Regions from separate parts of the Homo sapiens genome. Here regions 1 and 2 are each linked to region 3. Evidence: read pairs that join two places in POLR2A ChIA-PET (ENCODE). Cell type or tissue: GM12878. All regions are shown on one strand.

The links. Peaks named below come from ENCODE experiments on the same cell type or tissue, not always from the same donor. Only the 100,000 strongest peaks of a DNase experiment are listed, where the experiment ranks them.
Region 1: POLR2A ChIA-PET joins it to region 3 with 9 read pairs; 2 of 35 experiments call an interaction of 5 or more read pairs at or near these places.
Region 2: POLR2A ChIA-PET joins it to region 3 with 5 read pairs; 1 of 35 experiments calls an interaction of 5 or more read pairs at or near these places.

Annotation. Positions count from the first base shown.
Region 1 is chr5:91,123,356-91,127,355 of GRCh38, reverse strand. All of the region lies in intron 87 of ADGRV1 (adhesion G protein-coupled receptor V1), which reads right to left. Among named protein-coding and RNA genes, the nearest start is that of LUCAT1, 190 kb to the left of the region's middle. In GM12878, no CTCF peak of the experiment used is centred here; no DNase peak of the experiment used is centred here.
Region 2 is chr5:91,057,358-91,061,357 of GRCh38, reverse strand. All of the region lies in intron 85 of ADGRV1 (adhesion G protein-coupled receptor V1), which reads right to left. Among named protein-coding and RNA genes, the nearest start is that of LUCAT1, 260 kb to the left of the region's middle. In GM12878, no CTCF peak of the experiment used is centred here; a DNase peak (open chromatin) is centred at 1,707.
Region 3 is chr5:91,270,612-91,274,611 of GRCh38, reverse strand. It overlaps the pseudogene RNU4-90P. Among named protein-coding and RNA genes, the nearest start is that of LUCAT1, 42 kb to the left of the region's middle. RefSeq lists an enhancer at 1,528-1,657. In GM12878, no CTCF peak of the experiment used is centred here; DNase peaks (open chromatin) are centred at 1,511 and 2,431; H3K4me3 peaks cover 236 bases.

The DNA of each region.
Region 1 (4,000 bases), 150 kb after region 3:
GTTGCCCAGGTGGGTCTCAAACTCCTGGCCTCAAGCAATCTGCCCACATCAGCCTCCCAAAGGGTTAGGATTACAGGCATGAGCCACTAGGCCAGCCAGATTTCTATTATTTGACAAATATGAAGTCTCAAATGTCTTGTGGGATGCCTGCAGAGTATTCAAGGGATAATAGCAACTAGCCCTGACTAGGGATGGACTCCCATACTGGTAATGGCTTGTTCTTCTCTGACCTAAGGCAGATTACAAAGAGTCTGGTACAGCACCTACCAGCAAGCGCAAAGGTGCTCTTTGTTCAGGTTGTTGGGAAGTGCAATCAGGTGACCTTGTGTATTATTTGGTTACCGTAATTCTGGAAACAAGGAACTGTAGTCTATAGAACAGACACCTGGCTGTTCTGCAAGGCTGGATGCCTGTCTTCAGATGTTAGAAAATCAAAAACTTTATAATATGGGTATGCTGCTTGCTGCCTCCGAGAGAGGCACATCCATTCAAACACCAGGCATATCTGCTGTTGCTTCTGCCCTTCCTAAATCCACAATCTCCCTACAGAAGTGGTCCACAAATGACAGAGCCATTTCACAGACAAATCCTGTTTCCAGTGCAATGCTGCAAACATAGATTAAGTCATAACTTGGAACCCTTCCACTGAGAAAACTTACAAGAAGCAAAGCAACTTTTTAAAGCATAGCAAAATAAACATTTGCTCCATGACTTACTGAATTTGGCACATGAAAAATATGCACTTCCAGTAAACTTGGTGATTTAACTGAGGTACCGGCTTTACCTTCCTGGTTGCTCAAGGCCACCAGACTGCTCTGGGGGGCTGACCTCATTTCTACTTCTACCCTCTTCACTAAGTCTATTATTTGAGGCAAAGCATGTAACCTTTAGCTATTTTAGCTCCTCTAAGTGGGGCAATGCTGCTGGCTTTTACCATAGTCTTAGGAAAAATGTTGAATAATTATATTCTTTTCATGTAAACATTGTTTTGGTAGAACACACTGGAAAATTATGAAGCATCTAAATAATTTGAAAATGTCAGTTTGGGTTGAGGTGTTAACACCGGTTAGTCATCTAAAGAGATTTCCCTACATTGAGAGAATTTGTGGAAGGGGAGTGGAGGCATTGGAAATTTCAAATAAGAGATTTAATTCAACAAGAATTTACTGGGAACTCTGTGCCAGCTCTGTAATTAAGCTTTACAGGCAGTACAAAAGAACCAAGAGAGTGGGTCTTCAGGGAACTGGTTAGGGAACTGCCCCAGGCAATGTATGATGAGGTGCCAAATGAGTGAAAATATGGAATGCAATGAGGTGGGGGTTGCATCAGAAGATGTTACTATAAACTAGAGTGGGCATGGAAAGCTTCAAGGAAGTAGTCCATTTAAAGCTGGATTCCAAAGAAAGGTAAGGTTTGAAACATTTAAAAAGGAAAACAGAACTACAGATGGATATAGCATGGTAGAAGGAAGACGACAATGAAATAAGATCCCTCTGTATCAAATATGAACATAATCACTGCATGTGTTCATTTCATCTGATATACCTCAAAATAGTGCTTTCTAAGCTCTGTTGATCTGGTTACCAATGAAAAGCTCTAGCACAAAATGCATTCACTCAAAATAAATTTGGAGAATTATTTAAGGCCGTGCAACTCTTCTCCTTTATTCCTTTGAAAAAAATAATAAAGCTACCCTTTACTGAGTGTTTACTGTGTGGCAAGCACTGGGCTAAGCATATTATGTGTTATTTCATTTACTGGGATTTAGGGATGGCACTCTAACTGGAATTCAAACTTAGGCCTGTCTGATTCCAAGTCTAACTCTATGCTGTGATTTGCCCAAGACTAGTGTCGCCTGGATTCTCTATGGACCTTAGGGATTGTCAATGTACTTTCAGGGATCAGGCAACAGCTCTGTGCTGTGATGCTCCAGACTGTAGCTCTCACTGTATCTTCCAAGTATATTCCTGGCCCTTTCAAGGAAGTAATAGTAATAGCTACTTTTGGGGGGAAATGATATTATAATGCATGACCTACCCAAAGTGAATGAAATGCACTTTTAGAGACCACTGTTTGTACGCCATGTCAGCAGCAGAGTTTAAAAGACTCTCGTACAAGTTTAGGGGATGTCAACCTCTGTGCTTCTCCACTCTCATCCATTCAGGGGAGGCAAGTCCTGAGTGTTGAGAATACATGCAATAGGAAGACGAAAGAAAGGCAGTGTGTGACTTCCCCTCTGTCCACTCTGCTGGCTTTACTGCAGATAGTCTTGAAGATCCTGGACTGAAAACCTGGTCACTCGGAGGTCTGCACTGCCCCGTGGCACAGTTGCTGAAACCCCAAGTCTCCAAGGGACTGTCTTTGGCTCTCTCTCTTATCCCTTCTCCTCTGTCTTATAAATACAAACAGTATAGTTCTAGAGACTCTTAAATCTCACTTTTGAAGTGATAGTTCATTTTAGTATTCAATAGTTAAAATGTCTTTAGAAATTAATTAGAAAAAATCATACAAGCTCAAATAAAAGAGAGCATTATAGAAAAGTTTACAGTTTTATATTTTCATGTAATTTCTCTGAACTAAATAAATCAATCTAAAATTTTTCTTTCTGACCCCGTAACTAAAATACCCAAGTTTATTATGAACAGCCTTTTTTGAGGAATACTTCCACATTTTACCAGGAAGTTTGCTTTTGTCCCATCTGTCATTTTTTTCTATCCTTCATTATGTTAACTTCAGGGGTCTTCACTAGAGGGTTATGAGTTTTTTGCAGTCATGCTAAAGTCAATACTGGGAATTTTCAATCTCCAGATAAACTATTTTTGTTCTATTTTTGCTCACAGTACAACTACATTGGTAAGTGATGTTAGGCAAGCAAATTTTAACTTCCTTTTGATGTAGCAATATCAGATGGCCACAATTTAAAATTAAACCTTACCTAATGAACCTAATATTAACCCCACTTAATGGTGAGAGAAAAACAAGACAAACATTTAAAAATTTTATTTTGTGGTGATTTTGGAGAGATAAATTCAAATATACCAGATAATAAACACAATAGAAAATTTTAGGATAAAGGACAAAAAATAGCCCAAAAGGTTTAGTCTCAAAGATATTATCTTTGTGGTACTAGTAATGTGATGGAACTCACTGTAATGAATAATGGTACTCAGAATTAATACACACAAAAAAATTCTACTCAGTAAAAAAGTTTAAAAATAACTATGTGAATCATGAAAGGAAGTAAAAGCAACTGAAGACGGACACTGAGACTCTCCCTGGCTTCCTTCTACCCGTGCTCATTAATGGCCTTCTCAAACGTTTCAAGGCCTTCTCCTTGGCCACCTATTTAAAATGCATCCCACTGGCCTGCCCTTCGCTCTCCTGGACTTGGAATTTATCATCTTCTAACATGCTACATAATCTAGTCATGTTTATTTGAATTATCTATCTATTGTCTCTACCTCACCCACCCTCCACTCCCTGCTAGGATATACATTTCTCAAGGGCAGGCATTTTTGCATGTTTTGCTAACAGACAGATATTTTGTCTATTTTGTGATTTAGCCAAAGCACATACAACAGTTCCTGCAACAGAATAGATAAATTAATTAACTGATTTAAATGAAGCATCTTCTGGCTCTAATACAATAAATACTTAGCTCAGGGAATGGAGAAGTAATTATAAGTCAATTCAGAAAACGAGATTTATAAAACAAGGATGGTAATGTTGGGAATTGCCATGGTTTGGCAATTGCCTCCAAAATTCATGTTGAAACCTAATCCCCATTGTGGTGGTATTAAAAGGTGGGGCCTTAGGAGGTGATTAGGTCATGAGGGCTCTACCCTCATCAATGGGATTAGTGCTGATATAAAATGGCCTGAGGGAGCTTGTTAGCCCCCTTTTCCCTTTGCTCTTCTGCCATGTGAGGACACAGAGAAGGCACCATCTACGAGAAACAGGCCCTCACTAGATACCAAATCTGCTGGCACTTTGATCTTGG
Region 2 (4,000 bases), 210 kb after region 3:
CCCTAAGCAACTTGATAAAACTGCTGAAATAAATCCACTGGACACCGCTTGCCAACTTCATTCCAGGTAGGTTCCAGTGAATCAAGCCCCATCAGCATTTCATCAGAATAAGGTCAGGCTGACTTGTTATTTTTTGTATGTATGAATGCTCTATGTTCTCTCATAAAACAAAATTGTTTGGTACTGGAAAATATCGTTGTCCTAGAGTATTCAAGGTGTCCTGTTCTTACCTCTTGCTCCAAAAAGAGGGCAAAAGGTGCCTGGAAAGAAAAGGCTGGTTACCTAATGATTTTCTAGAAAAGGGAGAGTTTCTAGCCTTTCAGAGCCTGCATTCTGGATGGGTCTATGCCCAATGAGTGTCACTCTTGGCCACTATTCATGTTGTAGATGTCTGACTGGCAAAAAAATCCTCACAGCAATGGTTTGATTCCTCAAAAGGGCAAAAATCATTTTGTAGAAGGATAATTAAACGTTTAATTATTCATCACATTTTAGAGAACAGTAGCCACATTACACTGACCTGGAAATTAGCCCCATATGTGGCTTTATGTGATAGTTACAAATGCTCCAAGAAAAAACTTCTAGAGCATCCCCTGCAGGGGTGAACATTCAGTCACACCCATATTTGCCATCTTTAGTCACATTAACATTTGCAGCACATTGCAATAACTGGTGATCCTAAATAACTTAAAACCATTAAGAAATCATCGGTTAAAGTTAGTCATACTCTGTTTAAAATACACTATACATTTCTTTGCACTATTATTAAAATTTTAATCATGAAATTCTGGAAATAGTAAGGTAACTTTCAATTATTAAGAAAACAGTGGCTTGGTGTGGTGGCTCATGCTTGTAACCTCAGCACTTCGGGAGGCTGAGGTTGGGGGATTTCTTGAGGCTAGGAGTTTGAAACCAGCCTTGACAACATGGTGAAACCTCGTCTCTATTAAAAAAAAAAATATATATATATATATATATACACACACACATATAAAATTGCCAGGCATGGTGGAGTGTGCCTGTAGTTCCAGCTACTTGGGAGGCTGAGGTGGGAGGATGGCTGGAGCCATAATCATGCCACTGCACTCCAGCCTGGGCAACAGAGTGTCTCAAAAAACCAAACAAACAAACAAGCAAAAGAACCAAAACTGCTGCCCCGCCCCCCAGCAACAAACAAACAAACAGCAAGAAAACAGTGACAGTGTGAGTAGATGAGGTTATATGTCCATCATTTTAAGGTTATTATCTTAAGTTGTAGATGACTTATGTCTCAAATCCAATACTCAGCTCTGTTGCAGAGCCCATTTCAATCCTGGTATCCTAATTTTTTAATTGAATAAATATGTAAGGACGTTGGTGTTTGCTGTGTAATGGGTTAGTACATAAAAATGTACTAAGATATCTAAACCCTAAATATGCTCATATTGGATTGTTGCTAGTCTATGATGTTACTATTAATTAGTATTTATTTATCATTTTTATGTGTCCTGCAATGTTACAGTTAAAACTGGAAACTTAAGAAATGTAAAAGGCCAATATGCAAGGGATATTTGATAAATGTTAAAAAGAAATATGGGCCAAAAATCTGGAGAAAACTTGAGATAGAGGTCATGAATTAATTTCAGAAGAGGAAAGTAAAACTAAAAGGAAATACAGGCTAAAATTTTATCCACTTTATGGGGAATTCCCAATATTGAGGGGGAAATGACACATTTCACTTTCCCTGAAGCTTTGAAGTGGTAAGAATTAGATCATACATATGTAGAGGCAACATTTTAAAAGTCCCAATTTGAACTGCCCTAAACTAGACACGTCTAATGAGCTAGATAGACAGATGTCAAGAGAGCTCCTTTATGATTTTTGTAAAGAAGCTTCTCAAAAGAAAATGATCTTGCTGTTGAGGGTATAATGTAGGGGGAAGGACAGAGTGAGGAGAAGCCTTTTACTGATGGGTTAGAATAATTCTGCTTGCAAAAAAAATACTGGTAATAATGAAGGCTCTGAGGCCAGATATTTGGAAGGATCCCAGGTACACCTCTTATTGACTTTGCAACTATGTAGCTTCTCCACATACTCAGTATGTAGCTTCTCCACAGCTCAGTTTTCCAAAAAATAAAATAGGGAAAACAATGGCATCTACCTTACAAGAGTGCAGTGAGAACCAAATGAGTGAATACATGTAAAGGTCTTGGATCAGAGGCTGGCATGCCGTAGGTACTCAATAAAAGATAACCATGATCACTGTCGTCTATTGCTAAGCCCAAATCCTCCTATGTATACAGTATACAAGATTTAATTTGCATTAAAAAAGAGAAGATACCAAATAGTAGAGAGGAAAGTGTGAACATTCATCACATTTATTTATGTGTCAGAGAAAAGTGCTGTGCAGTATGAGTTCAGTGAAAGAAAACAGTGCCTCAGTTGGGGTAGTCAGGAGACTTTGTGGAAGAGGCAGGTGAAATCAGCTCTTTCTCTCTTGAGTTCTTTACCGATCAGCAGGTGTGTAAGGTGACTCAGTCATGCAATTATGATTGTCTGCCTGTGTCCACAGCACGTCCGCATGAGGGGAAGGAGGAAAACTTTCCCTTTGCTACTTTTCCTCATGACTCATGTGTGTTTCTGCAAAATCAGTGTTGAAACTTGGTCCAATTTGAAAAGTCAAGGTAATGATGGGTCATTCAAAAAGAGGCACGTAATAAGGAAGCCCAACATGACACCATCACACCACCAGTGACTGACAAACCAGTCTGGCCAGTGGTGTTAGCAGCAGTAAATTGACTATTGGTTCAGGGGCTTTTCTAGGGATTTAAACTTAGGGTTTCTTATCTTCCATACTACTGTCCCACTCCCACAAAGCTTCCAAAAAGAGGGCAAAAGATGCCAAAAAAAAAAAAAGGTCAATTACCTAACGATTTTATGGAAGAGGGAGGGTTTCTAGCCTTTCAAAGCCTGCATTCTGGATGGGGTGACTGCTGGAAGATCTCAGTGTTGACTATTGGAATGCAGGCCACTATTAATATCCCTGCCATTCTGAGCTGCCCATTAGAAAGATAACAGCACTTCCTTCTTTAAAAAATAAGTTCCTTCATTGAATCTGAGCACTAGAAGGGATAGTAGAGGTCATGCCACCCTCCCTCCAGCATGATGGGTGAAGAAACCAAGTGCAAGGACTTCTGAGGCCTGCCCAGCACCTGACTGTTTAAACTCCTGGTCAGTGCTATAATGAGGCTTCTCAGCGTAAGTCAGACTCCATGGAAAAATAACCTAAAATGTTTTCAGGGACCATATTCTGCAAATAATCTAAAATCCCTTGTTAAGCAAATGTCTGAAACATTTTATTCTTTGCATATGCATTCCCAGGGGTTAGGGGACTATTGAATAAATCAAGTGTTTAGTGAACATCACACTAAACATGCTCATTCCTAAGTATAATACTCACTAGTAATACCTGGGCAGCACAGACACACGTATTCCTTCCATAAAACAGTTTTCAAAGACACCACACATCAACATTTTTGCATAATACAAAAATTCATGTAAAATAATACAACTAATTCCGTTAGAAGGAGAGAGAGCAAAGCTAGGAGGAAAGAGCAATGAACCCAAACCAACATTCTGTCACTCACAATCCCCTCTCCCACCAAGGCCCTTTCCCCATCCAAAAAAAATTGGCTTCAGTTGAAAAATATTTTATCATAAGGAATTTATTTTTGTCAACAGGATGTTCCTGTTATTTTCAAGTCTTGTAGTTTCAACAACAGGATTTCAGGGCAGTGAAATAAAATAGGAACAGCAGAGTAATTTGAATTTCTGAGCATACTCATGCATGTATAAGAAAAGTCCAAATAGTCTAAAACTGGCTTTAAACAATGTAAGGCTGTCTCCTTATGCACTTTCTAAATTTCTTCTCATTAAAAAAATGATGATCTAATAGACAGTAAATATTTTTGACTGATATTCTTAAGTTTTTAATTGTAGCCAAACTTCTTAATTGTGGAGC
Region 3 (4,000 bases):
TCCCCCCTCCCCCCACCCCACCACAGTCCCCAGAGTGTGATATTCCCCTTCCTGTGTCCATGTGATCTCATTGTTCAATTCCCACCTATGAGTGAGAATATGCGGTGTTTGGTTTTTTGTTCTTGCGATAGTTTACTGAGAATGATGGTTTCCAGTCTCATCCATGTCCCTACAAAGGACATGAACTCATCATTTTTTATGGCTGCATAGTATTCCATGGTGTATATGTGCCACATTTTCTTAATCCAGTCTATCATTGTTGGACATTTGGGTTGGTTCCAAGTCTTTGCTATTGTGAATAATGCCGCAATAAACATACGTGTGCATGTGTCTTTATAGCAGCATGATTTATAGTCATTTGGGTATATACCCAGTAATGGGATGGCTGGGTCAAATGGTATTTCTAGTTCTAGATCCCTGAGGAATCGCCACACTGACTTCCACAATGGTTGAACTAGTTTACAGTCCCACCAACAGTGTAAAAGTGTTCCTATTTCTCCACATCCTCTCCAGCACCTGTTGTTTCCTGACTTTTTAATGATTGCCATTCTAACAATGCCATCCCCATCAAGCTACCAATGACTTTCTTCACAGAATTGGAAAAAACTACTTTAAAGTTCATATGGAACCAAAAAAGAGCCCGCATCGCCAAGTCAATCCTAAGCCAAAAGAACAAAGCTGGAGGCATCACACTACCTGACTTCAAACTATACTACAAGGCTACAGTAACCAAAACAGCATGGTACTGGTACCAAAACAGAGATATAGATCAATGGAACAGAACAGAGCCCTCAGAAATAACGCCGCGTACCTACAACTATCTGATCTTTGACAAACCTGAGAAAAACAAGCAATGGGGAAAGGATTCCCTATTTAATAAATGGTGCTGGGAAAACTGGCTAGCCATATGTAGAAAGCTGAAACTGGATCCCTTCCTTACACCTTATACAAAAATCAATTCAAGATGGATTAAAGATTTAAACGTTAGACCTAAAACCATAAAAACCCTAGAAGAAAACCTAGGCATTACCATTCAGGACATAGGCGTGGGCAAGGACTTCATGTCCAAAACACCAAAAGCAATGGCAACAAAAGCCAAAATTGACAAATGGGATCTAATTAAACTAAAGAGCTTCTGCACAGCAAAAGAAACTACCATCAGAGTGAACAGGCAACCTACAATATGGGAGAAAATTATTGCAACCTACTCATCTGACAAAGGGCTAATATCCAGAATCTACAATGAACTCAAACAAATTTACAAGTAATGTCATTTTAAAAGCCCTTGACAGTTTGTAGTAGGAATCTCTTTTTGTCTGCCCAGCATTAATTCTCCCTCTTTCCTTTGAGAAGCCTCAGGTCATCCTGGCCAACATTTCTGTGTAGAACTCTCAGCCACAGTGTTTGCCTTCCCCTCGTCCCTTCCCCCAAGGTTGAAACACAGGGCTATTTTTGTCCTAGCCATCTGAATATGGAGTATAGTCTCAAAAATGAAGAAGGTGGTTGAAGCTGAGTCATTTTAGTGGTAGTGATCAGAGACACCAACCAGATATTTTGTTTGTTTTACCACTGAGAATCCCAGAGCAACCCTAGTTGCTATCCTCCACAAGTCCCCCTTGGTTTTTTGTTTGTTTTGTTTCTTTTTTTTTTCTTGGGACAGAGTCTTACTCTGTCACCCAGGGTAGAGTGACAACCTCTGCCTCCAGGGTTCAAGCAATTCTCCTGCCTCAGCGTCACAAGTAGCTGAGATTACAGGTGCCCACCACCATGCCTGGTAAAGTTTTGTATTTTTAGAAGAGATGGGGTTTCACCATGTTGGCCAGGCTGGTCTCAAACTCCTGAGCTCAGGTGATCCGCCCACCTAGTCCCCATTGTTTAGTTATTTCTTTTGTTTGAAATGCTACCTAGTATCTTTCCAAATGTTATTTTATTAAAAAAATTTAGGTGTCAATGTTTAACTTGTATATTGTTATTTTTAGTTAATTATAACTTACTTTAAATTATTTTTAATGGGCCCAGAGCTAGCCTCAGTTGATTTCTATTGCTTACAAAGAAACCTAAGCAACAAAGATACTGATGGAGAGAACACATACTGCTCACCCACTAAGACACCTGAAATAGTAGTCTGCATTCATGATAAATAAAATATGCACTCTTGAAATATAATGAAGCTTTTTTCAGTTTGTTTCAATGGATTTTACCATTATTGTCCTATATATTTTTTACATTTTTATTTACTTATTTATTTATTTTAGAGATGGAGGGTCTCACTGTGTTGCCCAGGCTGGAGTGCAGTGGCTATTCACAGGTGCAATTATGGCACATTACAGCCTTGAACTTCTGCACTCAAGCTAGCCACCTGCCTCAGCCTCCTTAGTAGCTGGGACTACAGACATGCACCACTGCATCCAGCTAGCCCTGTATTTCAAGCTGAGTCATTTTTCCTTTCTAACTACCCAAATTGCCAGTGGGTGAAAATGAGAAAATCTCTATTATTATGCTACTTGAAGACACCAATAATCTTTTAAACCTTTTTTTTTTTTTTGAGACAGGGTCTTGCTCTGTTGCCCAGGCTGAAGTGCAGTGGTACAAACATGGCTCACCACAGCCTTGACCTCCTGGGCTCAAGCAATCCTCCTGCCTTAGCCTCCCAAATAGCTGGAAGCACAGGCACACACCACCATGCCCAGCTAATTTTATTTATTTATTTATTTATTTATTTATTTATTTATTTATTTAAGATGGAGTCTCGTTCTGTCTCCCAGGCTAGAGTGCAGTGGCTCAGTCTTGGCTCAATGCAACCTCCGCCTCCTGGGTTCAAGTGATTCTCCCACCTCAGCCTCCTGAGTAGCTGGGATTTCAGGTGCGTGCCACCACACCCAGGTAATTTTTGTATTTTTAGTAGAGACAGGGTTTTGCCATGTTGGCTGGGCTGGTCTCGAACTCCTGACCACAGGTGATCCACCCGCCTTGGCCTTACCCAAAGTGCTGGAATTACAGGTGTGAGCCACTTCACCTGGCCTATTTACTTATTCTTTTGTAGAGATGGGGTCTTACCATGTTGCCCAGGCTGGTCTTGAACTCCTGGGCTCAAGCGATCCCCTCATCTAGGCCTCCTCAAATGCTGGGATTACAGGCATGAGCTACTGCACCTGGCCCCAATAATCTTTATGTTGTCTCCAAATGGTTTTCATGATAATTGTGATATTAAGATTAATAACAAGTGCTCCAAGGTTCCTCATTAGAGCGAGTTTACCAAGGGTCTAATTGGCATAATAGAAACAGAGTCATTGTTATGCCAGGCTAAATGTGATCTTTTTTCTGCAAGCAAAGAAATAATATTAGCCTAAAGCTTTCATATTGACTAACACTAATTGTGTGTGCTTTGAGTTCTCCTGATAAAATTTAGCATTTATTTATTTATTATTCAGTCTCTGTAGAGATGGTCAAAATTTGCTAATGCTGGAGTCTGGGCTCAGTGGCTCACACCTGTAATCCTAGCACTTCGGGAGGCCAAAGTGGGAGGATCGCTTGAGCCCAGGATTTCGAGACCAGCTTGGGCCGCATGGTAAACCCTATCTCTACAAAAAATATGAAAATTATTCGGGCATGGTGTTAGGTGTTTGTAGTCCCAGCTACTTGGGAGGCTAAAGTGGGAGGATCACCTGAGCCTGGGAGGTTGAGGTTGTGGTGAGCTGTGACTATACCACTGCACTCCAGCCTGGGTGACAGAGTCAGACCATTTCTTAAACAAACAAACAAAAAATTGCCAATACTGACTATATCGCAAGTCATTACAGTGAAGTATTGGGAACAGTTTTCAATTAATAATAATTGCACATTGGATAAACTGCATTGGCTACCATACTGCCACTGCTCAAAGCTTCCTGATAAAATTTAATTTGACCAAGGTATATCAGCTTCTCAGAATCCTTACTGCTTACTCTTGTAAGTCTCCCTCTCTTGACATGCTTGCATCAATGGCTGCATGGTGGATACG